3 separate regions of the Mus musculus genome follow, and all the other regions are linked to region 1. A link is a loop called in an ENCODE intact Hi-C map of the cell type or tissue named here. Cell type or tissue: left cerebral cortex. All regions are shown on one strand.

Region 1 (8,000 bases):
CAAGAAGAGAAGGTGAGGGAAAAGAGACAGAGACAGAGCTAGACCTATAGAAGCAACAGAGACAGATATGAGAAAGATGAGGCAAGAGAGAAGAGAAAAGAAGAAAGAAAGATAACAGGGGTAAAAGGGGAGATGAGAAGAGATAGGGAATACAGATGGACAAGGTTTTCTCGGGTGCTCAGAATACATCTTAACTGCCCCAGGCACAAGCACGAACCCTCGTGGGAATTTTGTTCATCAGAGTGGGCCTGTGAATACCTGCCAAGTAGCCCGTATACTAGCCATATAAATGGAAACAGGTGACTGCGCCCTGCAGTCCTTTAAAAGTATCCGAAGTGTTCCCTTGGGAAAGAGCACTGGTAAACAGGAAGTGAAGGGGCACACTCTGTGCAGTGAGAGTACTTCAACCTGCAAGCCTTCTGATTAGCCAGGACAATTTGGGGCAGTGAGGGACACAGGAGAGAAGAGGAACACTGATTACCTTCTAACCGCATGCATCTTGAGTGTGAGGTATTACTAGTTTGCCAAGGAAAGGCTAGCATTAGTACAGAGACGCTAAAGGCACAAATGAAAGAGGTCAGGCGAAACGACATTTCCAGAACCTCGAGGGTAAGCCAGGCATAGTTTATGATCTCTGTACATGGCTCAGGCCAAGACTATTGTGGAACCCTTTCCATGACACAGGCACTAGCCTGGCTTGAAAAATAAAAATCAGTGACATAATGGACTCAAGGAGAGGATGGAAGTGTGGCACACTTGTCTAACAGCAGCAGATGTCCTTAACACACATGAACTTCTGAATCTCTTCCAACCCAAGTAGGAGGAAACAGCTTCCTTTAAGCCATCTTCTGCTTCCACTTGTAAAAATCCTCTTTTCTTTTGTCTAACTCATTTCTGAGACCCTGCAACCAGAAACCGCCTTGCTCAGGAAGAAAGCATGGGTCAAGACATATTCACCACAAACCGAAGGGTACAGGACTGCAGAGGTGGCAACCAAAGGGTTGTCCTGTTCTGCAGGGCTTCACAATAGCACAAGCCCCCAAGACCACAAAATGAGAGCACGTGGGATAACTTACCCAAAGTGACTGGATAAGGTCATGGAAATACAGAAGACAAGGAGGGTTTGGGTCATGATAAATCTAGAGAGCATTCCATTGTCCATTCCCAGTAAGAATAATAGTCGAAGCAGATGAATTTGGAAGAAAAACTGTTCTTGCCTCCAACTTGATCTTGACGCTGAAAGTAGACAAAAGGGAGAAACACATGAACACGGATGTTCCCGTCACTACAGTGAATCCAACCATGCTGCTGCCACAGTGAAGCTGACAAAGACTGAAGCCTGGCCCTTGTTACTAGCAGACTGTGCCAGCTCAGTTTGCACCATCTCCTCTGGGCAGCAAGGCGGTGTAAAAAGGTGACAGTTGCAGCTTTAGTTCACTTTTACAGAGTGTACAGTCGTTTTAATAGACTGATTGCATCCCTTAATATTGTACTGTTTTAGCAGGGTATAAATGACCCAATTATTAACATAGGTCTCAAAGTTATCTGACAATTGCATTTTGCATCTATCAAATCCACAAGTTAGATAAATTTACCTTTCTGAAATATTTGCCACACGTTCAAAGCCAGCAAGCTGCTTCTTGTTCTGCAAGGTGCTGAAAGTGTGTGGGAAGAGGGGGAAAGGCACATGTCAGAAACACGTCTTCTATAGGATCGCAATGGTAGACTTGCCGGTGAGGGTCAGACTTTCTGGGTTGGCATTCTGCCCCCAGGACTACATGGCTTAGTAATCACGACACTTGGAACATATCTCTGTTCTTAGCTAGACGCTGGTTAGCGCAGTGGTAATCCAAGCAAGCACTGACCCTGGGCCAGCAGCAACCTTAGAGAAGGCACATAACATCTCAACATGCGCATAACGCAAATAGATGCTCAATGCACACGAGCAAGCCAGAGTTCCAAAAGAAACACATTTCTACGGAGACACCCCCCAACCCCAAAGTCCAGAACTGAAAAACCACACAACAGGTACTTCCATCTCGAAGGATAAGGCCCTCTGAGATTCCCTTCAAGAATAGAAGGCTGGCATGCGGTGGTCGCTTGGGCGAATCCTAGGGCTCGGCGCCGGTAGCCAGGCGAGTCTAGGCGGCGAGCACGCGGCGCCGCATGCAGGAAAACCCGGGCGGTGCCTTCTGCTGCCCCTGAGCCCCCGACTTCTCGATCCCCACAGCGAGACTGCTCTCCCTGGGGCCCCCCAGATTCCGGTGCGAGCTCACCAGTGCTGGCGCACAGCGCAGGTGGGATAAGGGGTGGCACTGCGGAGCCGCAGCCTCCGCCACCCCGCACCTGCTGCCGCTCCGCAGCGCCACCGGACACCTCTGGTGGTCCTGCCCTCAGGCTCGTCCCTCCAGACCTCCTTAGCCCCCAAGCCCGCCAGCTGAGCGCTCGGCAGGCAGCGCCTTCTTCCTCTGCTGCGCGCGGTGCAGTGGCGGCGCAGCCAGAGCCCGGCCTCGAGCAACCCGCGCGACAGGCGCGCGACACCAAGTGGGGCCCGCGCCCACCGCGCGCCCCTGCTCCTGAGCGGGAGCCGCCTTCCAGGCCGGCGAGCTCCACGACGGCCGCAAGCAGCAGCTCTCTGCTGTCCACCGCGAACCAGGAGGCGCTGCGCCCACAGCCCCGTCCAGCCGCGCCACCGGATCCCCTGCCCTCCGTGCTGGTGGCCTCCGCAGTCTCCGGGCAAAGTTTGCACTGCGGGATCCGAGAGCGCCCAACTGCCCTGCGCTCTTCCTGATTCTGAGGCCGGGGTGCCCGCAACGGTGGCCGCCGCAGCTCCTTACCCTACGCGCGGGCCCCGGCTGGCGAGCCGTCGGCGAGGGCGCATCCTGCTTCGCCGCCGCCCGCTGTCCCTGCGCGGCTGGCTGGTGCGGTGTCACCGCCCCATACTGCCGGAGCGAACTTGCCCGGCGCTCGGCGCCGAGGAGCCCCGGAGCCCTGCGCTCCCGCTGCCGCCTTGCGGCTCTGTTCCGCGCCGCGCCTGAGGCCGCGCGTTGCCCCGCTGCAGATTCCCCCAGCGCCCCCGGCGGACTCGCGCTCGCTCTCACCTCTCCAAAGCGCCACATGTCGTCTCTGGGTTTGAGGAACGTCCCTCTGCCTAGGCGCCCGGTAGAGGCCGCCAGACTCTCATCAAATGCACGGCCCCCGGCCCCCGCTCAGCCCAGGAAGCGGGCATGGGAGCTACTGTCTGACCCGCTTCGGGAAAGACCATGTTTCTGCTGAAGTTGCTTGTGGGCATTGGAAGCATATTTGGTTCCCCCTGGAATAATCGCTAGTCACCTTTTAGGACAGAGGAGGCAAGGTGTGGGGACTGACATCAGCATCTGTAACCTAGGTGGATGCTTATGTCAGGTAGGATGGCCAGCACTTTTTGTTCTAACTCAGGAGCAACCTTGAATTTACCCAGCCATTCTTTTCAGAAAGAAACTGGTGCAAGAGAACCCTCATCATTTAATTCACGAAGAGTAATTATTGCTGGATCTTACAGTGAAACCCTTTCACAATAGCAGTGCATGTTTAGGACGTTAGTGAAGACTCATTCCTTGATAAGCTATAGCATCCTTAATGCAGATACAGAGTATGGGGTCGCAGATATAAAAGTAGGTCACAGGCGGTGCAAAGCTTTTCTGTGCCCCTCTGGGGGCTGGAAGGAAGATATTACCTTCTCAGCGGGCACTTGCGGTTGATTAACGTGTTGGTCCAATGTCAGTATCATAGTTTATGCGAGACAAGGGCAGCCAGGACCAATTACGACTGGGAAGAAAAGGCCCTTTCAAATGTTACACAAACTGGACGCGGAGGCAGCTCCTTTCTCTACTGCAGTGTGTTGTTTCCACTGGAGTAAGCTTAGAGCTTGCTTAGCGTACAGAAAGCACTGGGTTCCATTCCCTGCGCTATGTAATCCCCGCACTGTTGGCATATGCCTGCAATCCCAGAACCCAGGAGGAAGAGCAGAAGCTCAAGGTTATTGTGCAGTCTACTGAGTTCTATGCCCTCCTGGTATCCATGCTAACCTGTCCAAAACAAAACAAAACACCAGAAAAGACTTGAATCGAAATCCTGGGGTTTGCTTCGGTGTTGCAAATTTTGTGGGGCACAGACTGTTCAGTGACTTCTAAGTGACAGCACGAACAGTCAAATCTCTCTCTCCCTGTTGGATCCTTCTTTAACAGCGCTGAGCAGAAAAGCCCACCCAAGCCTCTACCCATTCTCCAGTTGGGCCAAAGTACTTAATGGCACTTTTACACATTATAGAAACTCTGATTTTTCCAAAATGAGAACCTGTAAAATTATTTCAGAAACAGGATATAAGTATTACCTTTTTTGCACACATGTAATAGAGCTTACCATGACTATATAGTTAGCCATAGTCTTAAATGACTCTGAGACAAGGGATTCTTCTTGATAGAACATATTCATTCATTCAAGTGGCTTTTCTAAGATGGATAAATTGCACACATGGATTTCTCCATTTGCTGAGTTCTCTGAAGATGTGCCACTAGGATAAAGTTCCCTGAGTAGTCTATAGTTAAGATTCTGAAGGTCCCCTGAAGATTCGGGTTCTAGAGTCTTGATTACCTGCTAGTGAGGCAGGTGGGGAGTGGTGTTAGGTGCTGGGCCATCAGAAGTGTACCCTTGAAAGGGAATAGAGGGCAACCCCTCCTTTTACTGGTTGCTCCTGATGAGCACCATCCTGAAACCCTGCCCTCCCAGCTGCAGAGGACTAACTAGCCACAAACTCAGAGGCAATGCCACGGAAATCCCTAGGACTCCTCCTCAAAGGGACCTTTTCTTCTTGCAACTTGTCTATTCTGACTTTTTTTCATCATGGTGGATGCAAATATAACATAATAATTAAAATCACCAAATTTTTAAACAGTCAATTTGAAATTATAACTAGCTTAATAGGCTTTTCACTTATTGTGTGTTAATTCTAGATTTACAAATGCCAAGGCATCTGCTATTCTCTTAACTAAACAGCATAATGCAAGCAGGAAGATTTAAACAATTAGTGAGTGGAAAGCTGAGCACAAAGTGGCTAGGACTATTTTGGAAAAAACAAAACCATGTACTAATGAAATAACTTCTGTATTTATCATAGTAATGAATATTTTTTTTTCGTGTGGAATCTGGATGTATTTTTCAAATTGAGCATCAGACTTTTTATGCAGAAGACAATAAGGAAGTTGGGTGACATATTCGCAAGGTACAAATGAGGTAACCGGAATCTTACATAAAACAGGAATGCAAACACAAAAGGTCTAACGGGAACTACCTGGGATAGAATTTATTGTTAACAACTGGGATAAACAAGAGCTCTACCTAAGATTCACTAATCTTAGAAGCCAGGGTCAAGGGCTACTTGCCATAGTTCCTATTTTAGTCTATTGTATAGTCCACCTTCCCCTTAGGCCATTGTAAATACATGTGTATGGGTATAACTTCGCTATAGTTCTAAGTATCTATTCTGGTTCCTCCTTTGGTCTGAAACTTCCTTCTTCCTAGTGATGGTAAATTCCTGTATAAGGGAGTGACCCTGATTTTATAGTGTAGTCATAGTAATGAATATTAATTCTCCATGAACTAAATATTAACTGTCAAGCTTTTCTTTTGACAGACTACATTCGCTATTTCAGTGTTTTGGGCCATCCTTTCATGACAACACATTTAAACATAAAAATGAAAATTATGATCAATAAGATCAATTACTTAAAACTAATGAAACTGAGTATGGGCACACACCTAGAAGCCCAGTACCTGGGCAGCTGGAGGAGAGCTGTGATTTTGAAGTCAGCCTAGGTTACAACACTATCTCTAAATCAAGCCATCACCAACCAAACCCTTGTGTGTGATCATATTACCTAAGTTCCTTCTCCCTTCCTATGATGAAGTGGTGTCACACTCTCCCCAGCAATGTTTACATGATACTCAACACAGTTATAAGACAGTTATAAAATATTCAACATAGATGGAGCTGAAAGAATGATAACCAAGAACTCAAGGCTTACAGAAACATTCAATTCCAGAAATCTATGTAATGTTCTTTCAACAAATTGGGGTAACTTTGGATGCAGTGTTTGTCCTGGTTAATAATGATCTATTGGCCACATTCCTATTTGTTCATTAGCAATTCTCCTTTTATTGAATGAAATTTAACATCGTAGCTTTAAGTCTGGAAAACAGTAGAGGGCACCCCAGTTCCACATAACCCCCGTGTTGGCTCATTCTGCATTTTATTTCTAATGTGAAAACCTAAAATAGTTGCTCTCAGAGTAGCTGTGTAATGGATGGAGGTACATTTTACTGAAAGAAGTACTGACCCTGTATCCCAATAATACAATAATACGTGTACAACAGAGGCTGAGTGGTAGCTGTGTTTATGTAGGTGGATGCAGAATCATTACCTAAAACATGACAGGTGCATCATATTAGTGAGCCTATGTGGAATCTTTCTTTCAATGCCTGGCTCATTTTACTTAGCGTCTCTGTCATGTCATCCATGTTGTTACAAACATCAGGACATCCTTCATTGTTAATGCTAGAGAATATTTCAAATAATTTATACATTTTTCTTTATGCTTTCAATGATCAGCAGACACTTATGTTAACTCCCATATTGTGACTATTATGAAAAATGTTCAAATGGACATGGAGGCATAGATACCTTTTCAAAATGAGCATTATGGAAATTTTTTAGATATATACCCCAAATGGGAGCAGGCATGGAAATATAGCTCAAAGGAAAAGAAACTGATCAGCTTGCATGGGATATAGATGTTGTATTAGTATGTCACCATACATATGTGGTTATGTGTGTATGGATATGTCTGTGTGCATATGTGTATATGTGAGTAGGAATATATATATATATATATATATATATATATATATATATATATATATATATATATATATATAGAGAGAGAGAGAGAGAGAGAGAGAGCACTGTAACACTAACTAGCAACATCGTGTTGGATATTTAAAATTTGTTGAAGGGGTGAACTTTAAGAGTTCCTAACCCCACACAAGGACAGAGGATGAGACTGCAGGAGACAGTGCATACATTTATTACTACACTGTGTGGACATATTCCAAATTATAAAGTAGATCGACTTAAGGGCATAGCATGTCAATCATCAGTGATTGCCCATGAAGCAGAGCCTGGTTGAGGCATGCAGTACACTGCAAGCTAAGAGTCCACATGTGTGGAATGAGAAACCCAAGTATGAAACTATACATTTTCTTTGTGTTATTATAAAGACTCCAGTGCAAGGTAATGTCACAGATGACCTGAGCTGGGTGTACAGGGCTTGGGCAGGAGATGAGCACGGATGAAGGAAATGATTTATTCCTAAAAGTTTTAGATGCTTCTAAAGAGCTCTGATGTCACAAGTACCAGACTAAGCAAGAATCACATTGGCAACTATCATTGAGCAAACATGAGGAGAGAAATGTAGTCCAACAGCAAACAGGTGAGCAAGGCAGCACAGGGCAGCCCTGCATGCACTTCTGCAGCAGCTACCTCACTGACAGAGAGAGACGATCACAGGTCTGCACAGCCAACACATGAGCACTCTGAGCACATGGAAGATGATTTGATTGTTAAGGAAACAGAAAGGGCAAGACTGACATAGGAGATGCAGTCACATTTGTAGGGAAGCAATAGTGGATTGAACCTGACAATGCATATGGGCAGCAGGGGCAAAAGAAGACAGACAGCAAGGCAGGGGTGGGGAGAAAGCACACGGTGCCTGTCTTCAATCTGGTATTTATTTTCTTTGATTTTTGCGTTATTTAAATCTGAGTGGTGAAACTAGTCATTTGAAAACTACATATAAATGAGCCATTCTGTAATTAGCTGGGATTGGTTTAAAATAGAGATAGTATTTTAAAGCTAGATTTTTATATCAATGAATAGATGGATGCATATGTTGAGATTTCTAGGT
Region 2 (8,000 bases), 1.6 Mb after region 1:
TTTTTGTTACATTTTGGGCAGGGAAACTTCATAAGCCAAAGATTTTTTAGTTTGTTTTGTTTGTTTGTTTTTAAGAAAAATAAAATTCAAGCTCTGAAAGGGATTTTTTAAAAAAGATTTCTGCATAACAACAGTTTGCTATCAATAAAAGTGACCTCTCTTGCTAATTTATGATTGAAAGCTCAGTATTTTTACAACCTTGGCCTTGTTGGCATCCTATTTTCTAATTTTCAGTTGGCCTGAATAATTCCACCAGCTTTCTCTGAGTGCAAATTAAGTACATGTGGTTTAAACAGAAGAACTATTGACTCTTATTGAACACCCACTCAACAGATTAGAAATGTGACATTCATGCCCATCAATTTCTTATCTCTAGTCAAATGATAGAGTTTTATTTTTTCCATTTATGTATATAGATGTTCTGTGCATCACCAATATTCCTGATGCCTGAAGAATTCAGAAGAAGTTATAAGATTCCCTAGGAATCTAGGTCCTCTAAAAGAACAGCCACTACTCTTTACTGCTAAGTTCTCTCTCCAGCCCAGGTAAAACAAAATATTCATGATCATCATCGCCTTGTTCTCTCTCTTACCAGGTATTTTCTCAAACTCCCCAAGACAGGGGTGAAAGGAAAACACTGAGCTAGTGCTACCATGCTTATTAACTATACAGTTTCACAGAACTTGACATAAGTTATTATCTCACTCCACCTTGAAAAGTATAATTCATCCCCAACACACAGGGAACAAACTATGGAACATGTGTATTGAAGAGCTTGTCAAGGTTAGAGAGAAACCATGTGAGAAAGAAAGAAAGGAAAGGACATTTTGGAAAAGAATTTGTATTTATTAAATTCAGTGCCACATCCCACATTTCTCTCTCTCTCTCTCTCTCTCTCTCTCTCTCTCTCTCTCTCTCTCTCTCTCTCTCTTTATTTCTCTCTCTCTCTCCTTCTCTCCCTCTCTCTCTCTCTCCAGAAAATTCCTTATATGGAGATCAGGGTCTTTCATATTGAAATGTCAATGTTACAGAGATTTAAAGTGGTTCCTGAAAGAGGAACATTTGGAGATATCAGATATTTTGGTGAAACTGTGTGTGAGTCACCTTTCTATCATTGTGATAAAATATCTGGGGTGATAAGATTATAAGAAAGATTTGCTTTGACTCCACATGTCAGAGATTTCAATCTATGGGCAGATGTCCCTCTGGCTTTTTTATGGTGAAGGACCACATCATGGGAGCAGGGTTTGGCAAGGCTGCTCACCTTGGGGCCAGAAAACAAAGAGATAAAGAAAAAGCTAGGGCCCCAATATCTCCTTCAAGAACATACTCCCAATGATGCAACTTCCTCCACTAGGCTCTACTTCCTGAAAATGCCTTTCTTCCAGTAGTACCAGTGGCTGCAGCATACAGAACCTTTCAGAGACATTCTACACCCAAACTATAGCACCATGGAATGAGTGGAGAAATGCATATCCAAGGCTTCCTAATGATATGAATGCAACAAGGCTTGGAAATGAAAAGGAATTTAAGAATTTAAGACCATATCACACAAGGCAGAGATGCCTAGCTATTTTCCTTCCTGAATGTATTTATTGCTTTTCTCAATTTTCTGTTGGATACATGAACCTGAATAATTTATAAGCCCTTGGCTCTTAAAGTTGGAAATCCAGGATTGAGTGGCTGTGCCTGGCAAAACAGTGGAGATTTTTAACAGGGCAGAATAATTGGTTATGGTAGAAGAGACACAAGCAAGACGAGTGAAGCTGGTTTTACTTACCTATTCTAGCATCCATATCCAGCCCCCTCTTAATGACTTAGTCATCTGTCACAGGTCGTACATCTGTCAAACGCTAATGTGAGTTCGCGACAAACCTTAGTCAAAACATAACATGTGTGTAATTTAATAGAATGACATGACTTCTAAAGACATGAACCTCCACATTACAACTTGGGGTCTTCTCTCTGTCTCCCATGTTTATGTTTCTGCTTTTAGGTTCATGACTACTGAATATAGTTCTAGACAGGATTCCATTTTCAAACTCTGGAGGTTCACAGATCTGGCAGACTGGCCCAGGTCAGTTTCAGTTAAGATGGTTAGCATTGACTAAACATGCTCCTATCCAAGTCATTCTCTGTCACCCTAGCTCATGAACTTCAAGTCACTCTCTTTTTTGTATACCTACAACATTCATATATCCTAGAGTTTGTTGAAATGGCCTTGAAATTAAAGGTGTTGTTTTAGTATTTGACCTTGTGATCAGATGTTGGATTGAAAGGACAAGAAGACAGAATGACTGTACCTGGACAAGAGGCTGAAATAACTGGCTCTTTCCTTTTATCTCCGGGTTCTAATCTTCACTTCCTTTCATGTATTTATTTTCGTTATTGTTTTGTTGTTGTTGTTTGGTTATGTTTTGGTTTGGTTCAGTTTGCTGTAAGATGGGTTCTCACATTGTAGTTCAGCCTATTGTAAACTCACTAGGAAGTCTAGACTGAGTTTGGAATTGAGACAATCACCCTGACTCAGCCTCCCAAGCAGAGAGATTACAGGCTCACTTGGCTGATCATCACTGACATTTCTGTTCTTACTCCCAGATCCTATAACAGCACCCTGAAATCCATTTCATTTTTCATAGCTTCATTAGCTATATTATCTAAATGTATATTTTCATCTCTCAGCAAAAACAACACAACAAAACAGTACTTTTCCACTGTGAACCAGATGAACACACACTTTAGATTTTTCATCCATTCTTTTTTTTTTCCTTTTCCATTTTTTTATTAGGTATTTAGCTCATTTACATTTCCAATGCTATACCAAAAGTCCCCCATACCCACCCACCCCCACTCCCCTACCCACCCACTCCCCCTTTTTGGCCCTGGCGTTCCCCTGTACTGGGGCATATAAAGTTTGCGTGTCCAATGGGCCTCTCTTTCCAGTGATGGCCGCCTAGGCCATCTTTTGATACATATGCAGCTAGAGTCAAGAGCTCCGGGTACTGGTTAGTTCATAATGTTGTTCCACCTATAGGGTTGCAGATCCCTTTAGCTCCTTGGGTACTTTCTCTAGCTCCTCCATTGGGAGCCCTGTGATCCATCCATTAGCTGACTGTGAGCATCCACTTCTGTGTTTGCTAGGCCCCGGCATAGTCTCACAAGAGACAGCTACATCTGGGTCCTTTCAATAAAATCTTGCTAGTGTATGCAATGGTGTCAGCGTTTGGATGCTGATTATGGGGTGGATCCCTGGATATGGCAGTCTCTACATGGTCCATCCTTTCATCTCAGCTCCAAACTTTGTTTCTGTAACTCCTTCCAAGGGTGTTTTGTTCCCACTTCTAAGGAGGGGCATAGTGTCCACACTTCAGTCTTCATTTTTCTTGAGTTTCATGTGTTTAGGAAATTGTATCTTATATCTTGGGTATCCTAGGTTTTGGGCTAATATCCACTTATCAGTGAGTACATATTGTGTGAGTTCCTTTGTGAATGTGTTACCTCACTCAGGATGATGCCCTCCAGGTCCATCCATTTGGCTAGGAATTTCATAAATTCATTCCTTTTAATAAATCTTTCCACCTACTCTCACCATTAATATCTTCCAATCTTCCTAATAAAAAATAATACTCATTTTTTTATTTCATGACTTGACTGCAAACATTTTAAGGTACTACATTTTGTTTGAGTCTAATCTCTTCAAAAGGGGTTTCGAAATCCTAGAGGAGAGCTTTTTATCTGGTTCTGGATGCTTCTAATCACAGAACCTAACCTGAGATGATCGGTAGGTGTTCTGCAGTTATTATCCTTACTACTGAGACAGAGTCTTGCTACATAGCTTAAGATGACCTCAAACTCTTGATCTTCTTACCTCAGCCTTTCAGTGCTGGAATTGATAATATGTGTTACCACACCCAGTGATGTTTATTTTTCTGATGGGCCTTCATAGTGTAACTAAATATAGAAAAAGTGTGTCTCCATTCACATGTATGATTCTTCCTTAGAGGACACACAGTTCTTTTCCAGAAGAAAAATTATGACGTGATACGGCTTTACAAGAAACTGTGAGTGAGCTTGTTTTGTTTTAGAATAAGAAAATGCAAATTAAACTAATGTAAAAGCATTGAGGGGCTGCTGAAGTTTTACATGTAAACAGTGACATCTGCTGGTAACAACAGAGTGTCGTTCCAGTGCATGTCAACCATATTCAGGGTTCGGAACTTAGATTTCACTGGGGTTTCCCTTCGGAGAGACACTGAGCAGCTTGTCTGAGACCCGGAGATAGGACTCGCATTTAATGTGATTGTTTTGCTGTTGGGTTTTTTTTGTTGTTGTTAGTTTTTTTTTTTTGTTGTTGTTGTTGTTAATTTGACACAAGCTTAGACTCATCTGAGAAGAGGGAACCTCAACGGAGAAAATGCCTTACTTGTCTGTAGGCAAACCTCTAGCTCATTTTCTTGAAAAATGTTTGATACAGGAGGGCCCAACCACTGTAGGTGGTGTCACCACTGGGAAAGAGATACTATTGGAAAGAAAACTCAACAAACCAGAAGAAGCAAGTCAATAAGTAGAAGTCCTCCTTAGTCTCAGCTTCAGTTCCTTTCTTTAGGTTCCTGCCGTGCTTGAGTTCCTGCCTTGACTTGCCTCCTGAGGGGCTATAAGCTATAAGGTAAGGTAAACTCTTTGTCAAAGGTTGCTTTTGTGATTGTGCTCTATCACAGAAAGAAAAATGAAATTAAGATAATGAATATAGAGATAATATTCTGGGAAAATCATACATTTGATTAAGACAATGAAATGGAGGCTGGAGACATGTCTTACCACTTAAGACTTCTTACTGTTTCTGCAAAGAACAAAAGATTGATTACTAGCTCCAGCACTGGCCTGCTCAATCCATCTCCAAGATATCTCATATCTTCTCTAGTCTTGAAGGAATCAGTATTCATGAGCACATATGCCCACAAAGATACACATACATAAAATAAAACTAAAATTAAAATAGGATTTTATAATTAATAGTATATTAAATAATATATAATAATAACAATTTATATATAATAATGCATAATAATATTAGCTATTTAAAGTTCTTTATTTATCAGTTTCATTAGTGCCTCTTCAAACTCTGGTTATCTCCCCCTTGAGGTATATTTTTCACTTGATATAGTCCTACTTGTTTTAGAGGCAATATACTTGAAATATCAATCTTTTCATAGTTAAGCAACCTTGACTACATTTTGTTCTATAGTTCTGTTTTTCTTGCAATGTTGTTTTTTAAAGGCCAACAAGATAAAATCATATTCAAAATGAAAGCTGAGAATTATTGACTAAATGTCCAGAGAATGAAGGTTGATGAGGACTCCCCTCCTTCCATCCACATCCTGCCACCACTATCACTGGAGTCAGAGGAAACTTGGCACCCTTGGAAAGGTAAATGCCAAATACCACCAGTTGATGGGCCTCCTATTCAAACCACAAAAGGGGTGACTTTTACAGCTAACTTGCCTTCATAGGGCTGAGCAGTTGGAATCTTCCCAAGACCTGGATGCAGGAAAGGACTGCCCCAGGTTTAGGTATACACAGAACTTGTGTTGCAGAGCTTGGCCCTGCAACATACAAACCCAGAACTCCTGTTTGCATTTCACTCTTCATCCCCATCACTCTATATCCTCATTTCTTGTTGAACTTTGGATTCACCTATTCTTTCTTGCCTCTCACTTTTCATGCTACTTCTATCGTCATCCCCTTGTTCAGCCCCAGCTACTTGATAAAAACTTGTAATGATCTGCTCAGTGGTTCTCTGTTCATGTGGATTGTTTAAATGTAAAATATAAAAAGTTCTTGCAGTGTACATCTGAGGACTAGAGTTTGGATCTTCAGCATATATGGATTAGTGGGTGGGTGGGTAGATGGATGGATGGATGGATGGGTAAACAATGGTTGAATTAATGAAGTACTCTAAGTTTTTTGTTTCTCAAGATGCAAAATATATTTGATTTAAAGATATGAATAATCTACTTATACTAGCATATGACTCCGTATCATTTTGGAATAATAACTACTTTTTAAATTTTTTATATCATCATTGTACATTAGCATTAGACTTTTAAATCTACACATTTCATAGTGGTAGAGAAGATGCATATTTCTAGCTGCAAAATGATTGTGAATCCATTCCATAGCTTGTTTCCATAAAATAGAAATTCTTACTCAACATAGAAGGAAATCACAAACAGATCATTTTCTAGAATACCTGAAAATATATACAGATATCCACATAATAAACTAAACTTTGGGGATCCTAAGCCAAATTTTTATCCTGTTATGGAGCTCCTTTAATTTCTGTATCTTCTCTGAAACTAAGGAAGTGATTCCAGGGTCACACAGGGAATAAATGTGGTAACCCACATGATGCCCTCAATACAAGGCATGATCCATGGAAAGGGCTCCCTTAGTGAAAATATTTGCTTTTATGAGTGCATCAGTCCATGTCAACCAAGAGTAATGCAGAATCATTCCACTTGGTGGTCAAGTAAGAGCTACTGAAACCCAAAGTTCTTACAAGTAGCCACAAGATATTATCAAAATTGGAAAATTGAACATCTGATTAACTTGAAGTTAACTGATAAACAGCTTCAGTAGAAAAACCAACTCACTGAAATTTTAAAAAATGGAAGTCTAGCATGAATGCATGCATAATGTCCTGGGTTCAATGTCTATCTCTGTCTTTCTTCTTCCTCACAAAGGAAAATCTACACAGAGATATTCTAATGACTTTCTGTAAAAGTGTCAAATCCCCATTTCCTCCTTGAAGCCCCTATCTTAATTGTCCAACTTTGTTTTCCAGCCCCAGTATTTGGCAAGCTGGACACATGGTCTACCACAAAGTTATAGCCTCATTCCTCTCTTTTATTGTTTTTATTTTTACTACTCATTGAAACAGGGTTTCAGGAAGTTAATATAAGACAGCTTTAAGCTCATTGTATAAACTAAACAGAATTTGAACTTAAAATTTCCTTCCTCCAGGAATAATAAACCTGAATCACAAGATGTGGCTTTGGCATTGTCATGCCTGAATACGTCAGATTGCACCCTTTCTCTTTCCAGGCACACCACAATAGTAGAGTCTGCTGTACAGAAAGGTAGTTCTGTCTCCCAATGACATCTAGAAAATCAGGGTCACCAAGTTAGAAAATAATAATGCCAGTCTCTTGATTTTTGTCTCTTTTTTCATGACATACAACTTACAAACAGATAGAGGACAATGCAGACTTAAGGATTTAGTGATACTTTATGATCCAATGTCTAAGATCTCCTTAGTGTTGTCTAAATTCAGGAACTGGACCAGTCCTCAACCATGGCTTCTCTAATGCAGAAGATATAGAGTAAATATTATGGAAGTTATGTACCCTCTGGGCAAAAAGGTATGAATTGCAACTACGTATTCTTAGGACCCAAGGCAGCATTTTTAATAGCGGTGAGTTCTCTGGTCTCAGGTTTCTGAACCACAGAATTTCTCAGAACCAGCAAAATAAACCAAGGATAAGTGAGTGGACTTTTTTCTTGGAAGGTTTGCTTTTTATATTAGCAAATGGTTCACCTAGTGTTCACCATTAGTGTAAGAAATTGATGTATCAACTATTATGATAATTGTCTGTCTCTATAAACAGCCAGTACTTAGAAAAATACTAGCTAATCTGGGAATGTGAACACTAATAATGGTGTTATTATGTCTTTGAGTATGAATGCTTGGAGTAGGGGTGCAGTTCAGTGGTAGAAGTTGTGCTTAGCATGATCAAGACCCTAAATTCAGGCTTCAGTATGAATACAGGACATAAATACTCAGCAAAATAATGTGATACACATTTAAATATATATTTCTTGAATATATACTACATGCTTATATAATTACTGCCTAATATTTACTCAGGATATTAGTATTTATAGGACTTATTATAGTAACATAGACACTTGCTTAGGTAATTTATTTTTTAATATCACAA
Region 3 (8,000 bases), 880 kb after region 1:
TTGGCCAGATAATTGATTTAGTCCACCTGAAATGTGAAGTCTTCACTGAGCCTCCTGGTCTTGGTCAGCTGTTTTCTATTAATGGGTCATTGATAATAATCTAACACAGAGCCTGAATCCAAGAAAGCATGTCACATTTCATATTGTCCTTACTAAGCCCTGTGAATAATCTCAGGGCCACAAATAAAGATTCATAGGCCCAAGAGATAACCTTAAGCCAGCTCAGCCACAAATGGTCTGTATGATGACTAATATTATATTTTAAGTTTAAATTACTGTGCTTAAGAGATCTATTTTTAAAAAAAAAAGCCTCCAACCTGTAATCCCCACTTGACCAAGAACAAATAACTTCTTAGAATGCTGGGAGCTGTTGTCCATGCAAGATAACAAGCCAAGCATTTTTACTTCTTTAAATAATCTTGATTGTGCCAACTGCACAGTATCTGATTGATGACAGTAGGCAGGAGGCATGCAGGCAGGAAGTACCTGGATATGTATACTTACCCATGACTGGACAAAGATGGAAAATATGTAGCTTAGTGAGTTTTACCCTTATAAGCCTCTGTCTAATGTAATTCAGAACCATACTCTGGGAATCTCATGTACAGACCTGGACAGTATCAATAATCCTGGCAGTATTTAATAAATCTTGCTTCAAATTTGTCTCAAAAATTGTGGTAGTGTTCTTGTGCTTCCCCAGTGGGAATAACAGCTCTGCCTTTATGATGATCTGACTTTAAAGGGCCTGAAAGCTGGGGCTCAGGCACCTCCCCTCTCCTGGCCTTACTTAGTGATTAGGGATATTTTCGAGACAGATGGAGAAGCAGTTGTGGCTGTGACTCAGACCACAGCAAGTCATCTTGGAGTCCACAAATGAGCACTTTACAAAGACTATTCTAGGAAACTAATTTTTAAGCACAATAGGAAATGTTCAAGCTTACTAGAAAATTAAATACATCTAAAGCAAAACTAGGTACCTCTCAGTCAGTCAGCACAGAAGAGATGAGTACACTGGCCTCCCTTTGTGTGTGAGATGACCCCGGGAGTGCTCCAGGTCCCATCAATAGCATGCTAGCACCTTTGTGCAGAAGCAATGGGGATGTGCACGATAAAGAACTGTTTAAAGGCTATTAAAATATTACACAGCATGTTCGATTCTAACATTTCATCTAAAATGGCCAGAGATTTACGAACTATGTGGTTTATTTTAACATGAGGTATAATAAGAGAAAGATAAAAATAAATTTAATGTAAAAATATATGGAGGTAAAAAATAATCCTTTAAGAGACAGAAATATTGGAAGAAATTCTAACAAATTGCACTGGCTAATCCTGGATGGGATGTGGGTTGATACATTAGTCATCTTGCAGTTACTGTAACAAATACATGAGATTTATAAGCTTAATAAGAAAAAGCCTTATTTGGTCTAGTAATGATAGGGGACTCTGTCCATTGTTAGTTGGCTGTTATGGTCAATCCATCCATATAAGCATGTACTTGCTGGTAGAAAGAGATCACCTCATCAGGATTGGGAAATGAGGGAGATCCATGAGTGTCCCACAATTCTTGTTGATGGAGGAGACCTTGGTAACCTTACACTTCCTATTAGTTAGGTCTCGCCTCTTAAATGTGTCTATGGCCTTCCTATAGCATCAAGCCAAGAAAGCAAACTTTCACACAGGACTCTCTGGGGGTATTCAAAACCCAAACTATGGTAATTGATAGATATTTTCATAGTTACACATGACATTTGATCTTCAAGTACAGTCTACCCTGCTTGGCCTGCTTAAGGCTATAAAAAAGCAAAAAGCACATGACATTGTGTATGCTCTGCAAGGCAATGTTTGTGAAACCCAATGCAAATGGATGGAGCGACAGGGCAGAGCAGAACAGAAAAAGAAGAGGACAACCAAGCACATGAGAAGGGGTTCAGCATCATCTGTCTTTTGAAAAATGCTAATTAAAACAACAACAAATAGCACTTCTCATCGATTAGAGCTAAAATCCATGATACTGACTTAATCAATGGTTGTTAAGGATACTGAATAAGAACTCACACCCCTTGCCGGTGGGATGCAAAATGGAGGAGTCACTTAAGACTCCCAAGCAGTTCGCATGAGGCTGCATGCTTTAATATTGATTTAGGGCCTGCTTGCTTTATCTATATAATGTTAGAATCCAGAGAGCCCTGTCCCTCACATAAACAATGGCAGGCACCCTGTTGAGGACTGTAGCTTGGAATCTCTAGCCAACAGAGTTTCTGGTTGCTAGGATTAACATTCTGTTCCCAACTCAGACCTAGGGAAGTTAGTTAAAGCACAAGGTTGTGTATGATGCAATGATAAGGAATGTGTTAAACTGATATGTAGTGATTTAGATCAGAGAACTTTAATTTGGGTGAATTAAAAAAAATACATAGGATATCCAAGATTTTGGGATGAAAGTGCACCATGATAAAAGAAAGCCAATCCTACATGTCACATCACTGCAGAGAGCTAGAACCACTGCCCTGAATCATTGTAGAAATGAATGGAAGAGGTAAGGCTCATGGCATAAACATCTGGAAGAGGTTCAGTATTCTGCATGGTGATATTATAAATGTTGTACTTGTAATATTATATTCCAGTGGATTAGGTGCTAGCTAAATAAGAAGTTACTGCATTCATGAACATTGTTATTAAGGAGTTGTTAAGGAGGGTGGTGTGCCAACATTTTTCTTTTTAGTTTTATTTCATTTTATGTGCATGAATATTTTACCTGAATGCATGTCTGTGCAACATATATATTGTTTGCTGCCCTTGGAGGCCAGAAAAGGTCATAGCATCCTTGGGAACTATAGTTATAGACAATTGTTAGTTACAATTGTGGGTGTTTGGATTTAAACCAAGGCACTCTAGAAGATGAAAGGACAGTGTAAGAAATGGGATGAGGCTAAAATGAGCCACAGATGATAGATTCAATTTGGAGAGTCGGTGTTAAGTCATACTTAGCTCCATATAGGTTGATAGCATAAAATAGTGATAGCTTTGTGGGAACATACTAGTGTTGTGAATATTTGAGCTTCCTTGCTTTTTCAGGAAAAAGAGTCTAGAGGCATAGAGCACATATAGCACCCAGGTCTTAGTTTTGGGTTCTATTCTCCATTATATGGGACTAGAGTTCCTTGGAGAAAGGTTGCTTCAGAGACTGATATGGGAAGTATATAAGATAAGACTAGTGTGTCATATTGTGGAAAATCAAGGAAGTACACAAATATATGTAATAAATAATTAAATAGTACACAATGATATTTCTTGTAAGAAGAAAAATATCCTCATTGAAGCCACCAATTCAAGTCAGTTCTAATACCATTGACCAAGAGGTAACATTGGCTCCCAAAATCTACCCTCCTCATGAAGGTACCAGCTGATAGCCTATGCTGTTTTCACCTGTGTACTTGACCCACCTCACCAGCTTTAAACTAGAATTAGTATAGCTCCCTTCTTGGGTTCAATTAATATGCTAGACAGGCTCAGAGAATTCCATTTATTATAAAGGATGCTGCAGAGGGTGCATAGAAAGAGATAATAGAAAAGTGGTAAACCCTTTACTTTGGGGTTTTTATTGGTGGTGTGAGGGGGGATGGAGGGTGATGCTGTTTTGGTTTTCTTTTTCTTTTTCTCTACAGTGATGGGGATAAAATCAGGGGCCTTGTGCATACTGCACATTCTACCACTGAGCTGCATGGTCATATCTAGTGGATTCTTGTGGAGACTTGACTACATATGCATGGTTGAAGGAATCGCCAGCTTTGGGCGATAATATTTAACCTCCAGCCTCTCTCCTCTGAAATTAGTGAGTCTTAATTTCACAATATCAAACCTTAAGAAAGAATCAGGAGGAAAAAGAGGGAAAACCAAAGGCAAAGGAAGATAAATTGGGGTGAGATAAGCCATTGTGTGCAACTGAATAATAATTCACACATGAAACTTTAAACTTTGAGTAAGTCACAAAAATAGTATGTGTGTCTGTGAATCTTATGGTGTGCTTGGAGTCCAGAAGAGGGCATGGCATTCTTGGGAAGTACAGTTATTTGCTGTCGTGTGCGTACTAGGATTTGAACCTAAGCCTTCTGGAAGAGCAGCCAGTGTTTTAACCTCTGAACTATCTCTCCAGACTCAAAGTTTTTCTTTAAGAGTGAATATTCTTGTCTTTCTTTTCTTTTCCTTTCCTTTCTTTTCTTTTTCTTTCTTTCTTTCTTTCTTTCTTTTTTTTTTTTTTTTTTTTTTTGGTGTTGTTTTTTGAGACAGGGTTTCTCTGTGTAGCCCTGACTGTCCTGGAACTCACTCTGTAGACCAAGCTGACCTCCAACTCAGAAATCTGGCTGCCTCTGTCTCCCCAGTGCTGGGATTAAAGGCGTGCATCACCACTACCTGGTGAATATTCTCTTATTGTCTCTCGGTAGTAATTTCTATTATCATAATGCCTATGGACTTTGTACATGGGAGAAGATAATATGAAAACTTTTATTCTTCTTTTCTTAAGACATGTTTGTATACAATATAGCTGTATTAAAGCTCTTAGAGTGTACTGAGAAGAAATGAATCGCTTTTGGCAAGTTACAGTATCAAGTTTCTCATAAGGGAGAAGAAAGATGAGAAATAGCCTTCAGAAAGGCACCGAGAGTCAGTGAAGATGTGTCTGCGTGCTGGAGTACTTATCTTCCCCACACCCTTGGAGTGATCCCCAGCACCATAATTAAAAATAAAAATGTATCTTTCTTCTGAAAGAAAGAGGAAAGTCATTTATATGGCTTCAGCAAAGAGCTTCTGAAAGCCTGTTTTGACAGAATGGGGGTTCTGAGAGCATCAAGACATAAGATCAAAACGCCCACAAGACTAAGATGAGAGGAGAAATGCCTCCCTTGTGAAACTCAGCCAGCTCTCTTTTAAGCAAATCTCTTGTAAAGTTTTTTTTTTCAATTCAGTGTCTAGATTTGCACAATGTAAATCCAGAGCAGAGACTCATTGGACAATATATTATTTACAGTCATGTCTGGAATAAAAGGCTTACAGTTGTCAGCAAAGACATAGTGAGTCTTCAGAAATATTTGTTTTTTAAACATGTTTCATAGTGGGTCATCTTCCACAGTTTTCATCAGCTTAGCTGTTTCAGAAGGACCTGTGTGGGAGCCACTTTTTCCTATCAGCCAAGGCTTTCTTCCTATTCTGAAGTGCTTCTCAGATGAATACTTTGTGTATGCCAACGGTTTCTTGAGGTTGGCACTGTGGTTTGAGTCATCTTAGTGAAACTATGACAAAAAGATGCGCCCAGAGTGAGAGTTAGAGTTGGGCAGACAAAACATGAACCAGAATCTGAGTATGGGGCAGGTACAATTATACCAAGAATACTGTGTGTCTGCAGTAGTGGTTCCTGTGTGCTCTTAATCTTAGGAAGTTGGTAAAGTTAAGCTTTTGTAATTAGAAGCTTTCTAACAAAGTTCCAAAAAGCACAAACTTCAGGCATACAAAAAAAAAAAGGCTAAAGATTTGAGATGATCCTAGGCTAACCTACTCCTCAGGATCCTACTTAGGAAAAATTTTACTCTCTCAGTACTTGTAAGTGTACAGATGAAGCATCTCCATCGTGGGTCCAAGATACACATGCTGGAAAAAGGGTATTAGACTACCACATGTTACATGCTAGAATGCAATGCTGAGACAGAAAAAATACAACTAAGGATGAGTAAGTAAAAATTACTAGTCAGTTAAATGCCTTAGAGGGTAAAGGTGCTTGGTGGCAAGGCACATGACCTGAGTTTGGTCCCCTGGACTCTTCTGATGGAATGATAGTACCAACTTCAGAGGCTTGTCTTCTGACTTCCTCATAGGTGCAATGGTACTAGCATGCTTCCCAGTCTCCTTCCCAACAATAAATCAATAAACAAACAAAAAGCCCAAGTAAGCAAATAAATAAGTATAATTTAAATTTTTCCTACATCCTAACACACAAGAAAACAAAATAAACCCAATACTAAAAGCTTCCTATGAAATATTGGAGACCTGCTTAGGTAAGAGCAGTGCAGCACTGAGGCTGCCTCGGCTGTGTTATGCCACTGTGATTTAATGAAGGACCAGCAGGTCACACTTGCTTTAACAAAGGTTGATGACTAGGTACAGTGAAGGGAGTGTATACAATATAGAAACGGGGGTGGGGGGTGTTAGCTAGCAGGGCTAGAAATGAGCTACATGATTCAGCTTCTGATTGGGTAAGTTAAGGAAAAACCTAAAGAAGCAGAAGACTGCTGTCTTCTGATACCACTTGAGAGTGGAGGACATTCTACAATGGAGGGTTTCAAATAATTTAGTTTATAGGAAAATCAAACAAACTAGAGACCCACGTGATGTAAACTGACAAGGATTTGTAGTTGCTAATCTTAGCCAAGGAAAGGACACGTGGTGTTTTGTGAGTGACAAATGGACTTGTTTTGGTCTGTGCTTATACAAATGTAAGTCATATCTCATGGCATCCATTTAGTGTTTCTTTACGGATACATATTTAGGACTAACCACATGAGATTAGATAAGCCACCAGGAAGCTCTTCACTGCAGAAGACTGATTCTCCTTCAAGAATGGAAGGTTTTAAGCAAAAGGTCATGCTAGGAGACTCCCTAGAGAATCAGACTGAAAAGGAAAAAGGCTGAGGACACAGACCACATTTAGAATGCCAGAAGTTACTATCCAGTATGTGATTAACAACTACTAAAGGTGCTGAACATGGACTAACAAAATCATTAGACGGAAGACCTGAGACAAGTCAGGCAGCTTTACAACAACTTGGGAATACCCTAAGGAGGGCATGTACCAAACAAGGGCCATGGAACTGAGAGAGCTGCTGGAACAAGAGCTTAGAGCTCTTGCCCTACAGCCCCAGGTTGAATCCCACAAGTGACTTTCAGCTTCTGGGAACCTCATTTCTTCTGACCCTTTCCAAGTCCCAAGGCCATGTTCTAATAGTTCTGTGATTTTATAAAAAAGTATAAACAGTATGGTACTGACACAAAAACAGATAGATAGTTTAATGAGATAGAACCAAGGGCTCTGATATAAGATCCGATACCTACAGTCACCTGTTTTTAGACAAAGATGTTGAAAATACACAATGGAGAAAAAGAAAGGATCTTTTAAAAATGGTGCCAGTAAAACTGGATATATACAAGTAGAAAAATTAATCATGATTCTTCTCTCTAATGCTGTACATAAATAAATAGCAAATGGATTAGAGATATCAGTGTTATACCTGAAACCCTAACAGTTCTACAAGAAAGAATAAAGAGTACAAGTCAAAACACAGCTTCAGGAAATGACTTTCTCAATAGGACTCTAGTTTCCCAGGAAAAAAGAACCATCAATCAATAAGTGGGATCTCATGAAACTAAAAGTTTTTTGTCCTGCAAAATATATGGGTATATTTAGACTCAACAGGTTTTTTCTTTTTTGTTTTTGTTTTTGTTTTGTTTTGTTTTGTTTTGTTTTGTTTTAAAGAAGAACGTTGGAGGGTATGAAGTTGGGGGTGGATCTGGGAGGAGTTACAGAGAGATATGGAGGATGAATATGATCAAAATATATGGTATGACCAGAGAATTAATAATAATACATATTCTCACTTTCTAGCAGCATGAGGGGTAGGGGATCTTCATCATACTTACTGCCACACCTTGCTTCAAAAGTAAGAGAGCCAAATGGCCATGGGCTGAAACCTCTGGACCTGTGAGATAAAATTAACTCCTCGTCTTTTTACATTGATTTATCTCAGGCATTTATTACAGTAACAGAATGCTGGCATGCAACACAGTAATCTTACATCACTGGAAAGAAACTCCACCCATCAAAAAATTTCATACATGTGCTGAATACTGTGCTGTGTTCTTGCATGGACAAGGTAGGAAATCAGTTATGGCTTTTACCTTGAGGGTGACTGTGCTGTGTTTTAGGGGTTTAATGTTTTCATGGTGGAAAT

The links. Hi-C counts contacts between places; a loop is a spot of excess contacts. Peaks named below come from ENCODE experiments on the same cell type or tissue, not always from the same donor. Only the 100,000 strongest peaks of a DNase experiment are listed, where the experiment ranks them.
Region 2: a loop joins it to region 1, with 4 times the contacts of the local background. A loop is called at or near these places in 6 of 42 quality-filtered maps.
Region 3: a loop joins it to region 1, with 2.8 times the contacts of the local background. A loop is called at or near these places in 5 of 42 quality-filtered maps.

The regions. Positions count from the first base shown.
Region 1 is chr7:57,506,903-57,514,902 of GRCm38, forward strand. It overlaps Gabra5 (gamma-aminobutyric acid (GABA) A receptor, subunit alpha 5), which reads right to left and starts at 3,107. Exons shown (of 11, transcript NM_001362162.1): 1 at 2,838-3,107; 2 at 1,596-1,655; 3 at 1,077-1,236. The coding sequence starts at 1,162. In left cerebral cortex, CTCF peaks have their summits at 3,159 and 6,242 (motif pointing right); DNase peaks (open chromatin) are centred at 1,918, 2,056, 3,123 and 6,269; H3K4me3 peaks cover 2,209 bases; H3K27ac peaks cover 1,636 bases.
Region 2 is chr7:59,076,137-59,084,136 of GRCm38, forward strand. No RefSeq gene overlaps it. Among named protein-coding and RNA genes, the nearest start is that of Ube3a, 150 kb to the right of the region's middle. In left cerebral cortex, a CTCF peak has its summit at 4,160 (motif pointing left); a DNase peak (open chromatin) is centred at 4,162.
Region 3 is chr7:58,387,718-58,395,717 of GRCm38, forward strand. No RefSeq gene overlaps it. Among named protein-coding and RNA genes, the nearest start is that of n-TEttc7, 7.6 kb to the right of the region's middle. In left cerebral cortex, no CTCF peak of the experiment used is centred here; a DNase peak (open chromatin) is centred at 4,835.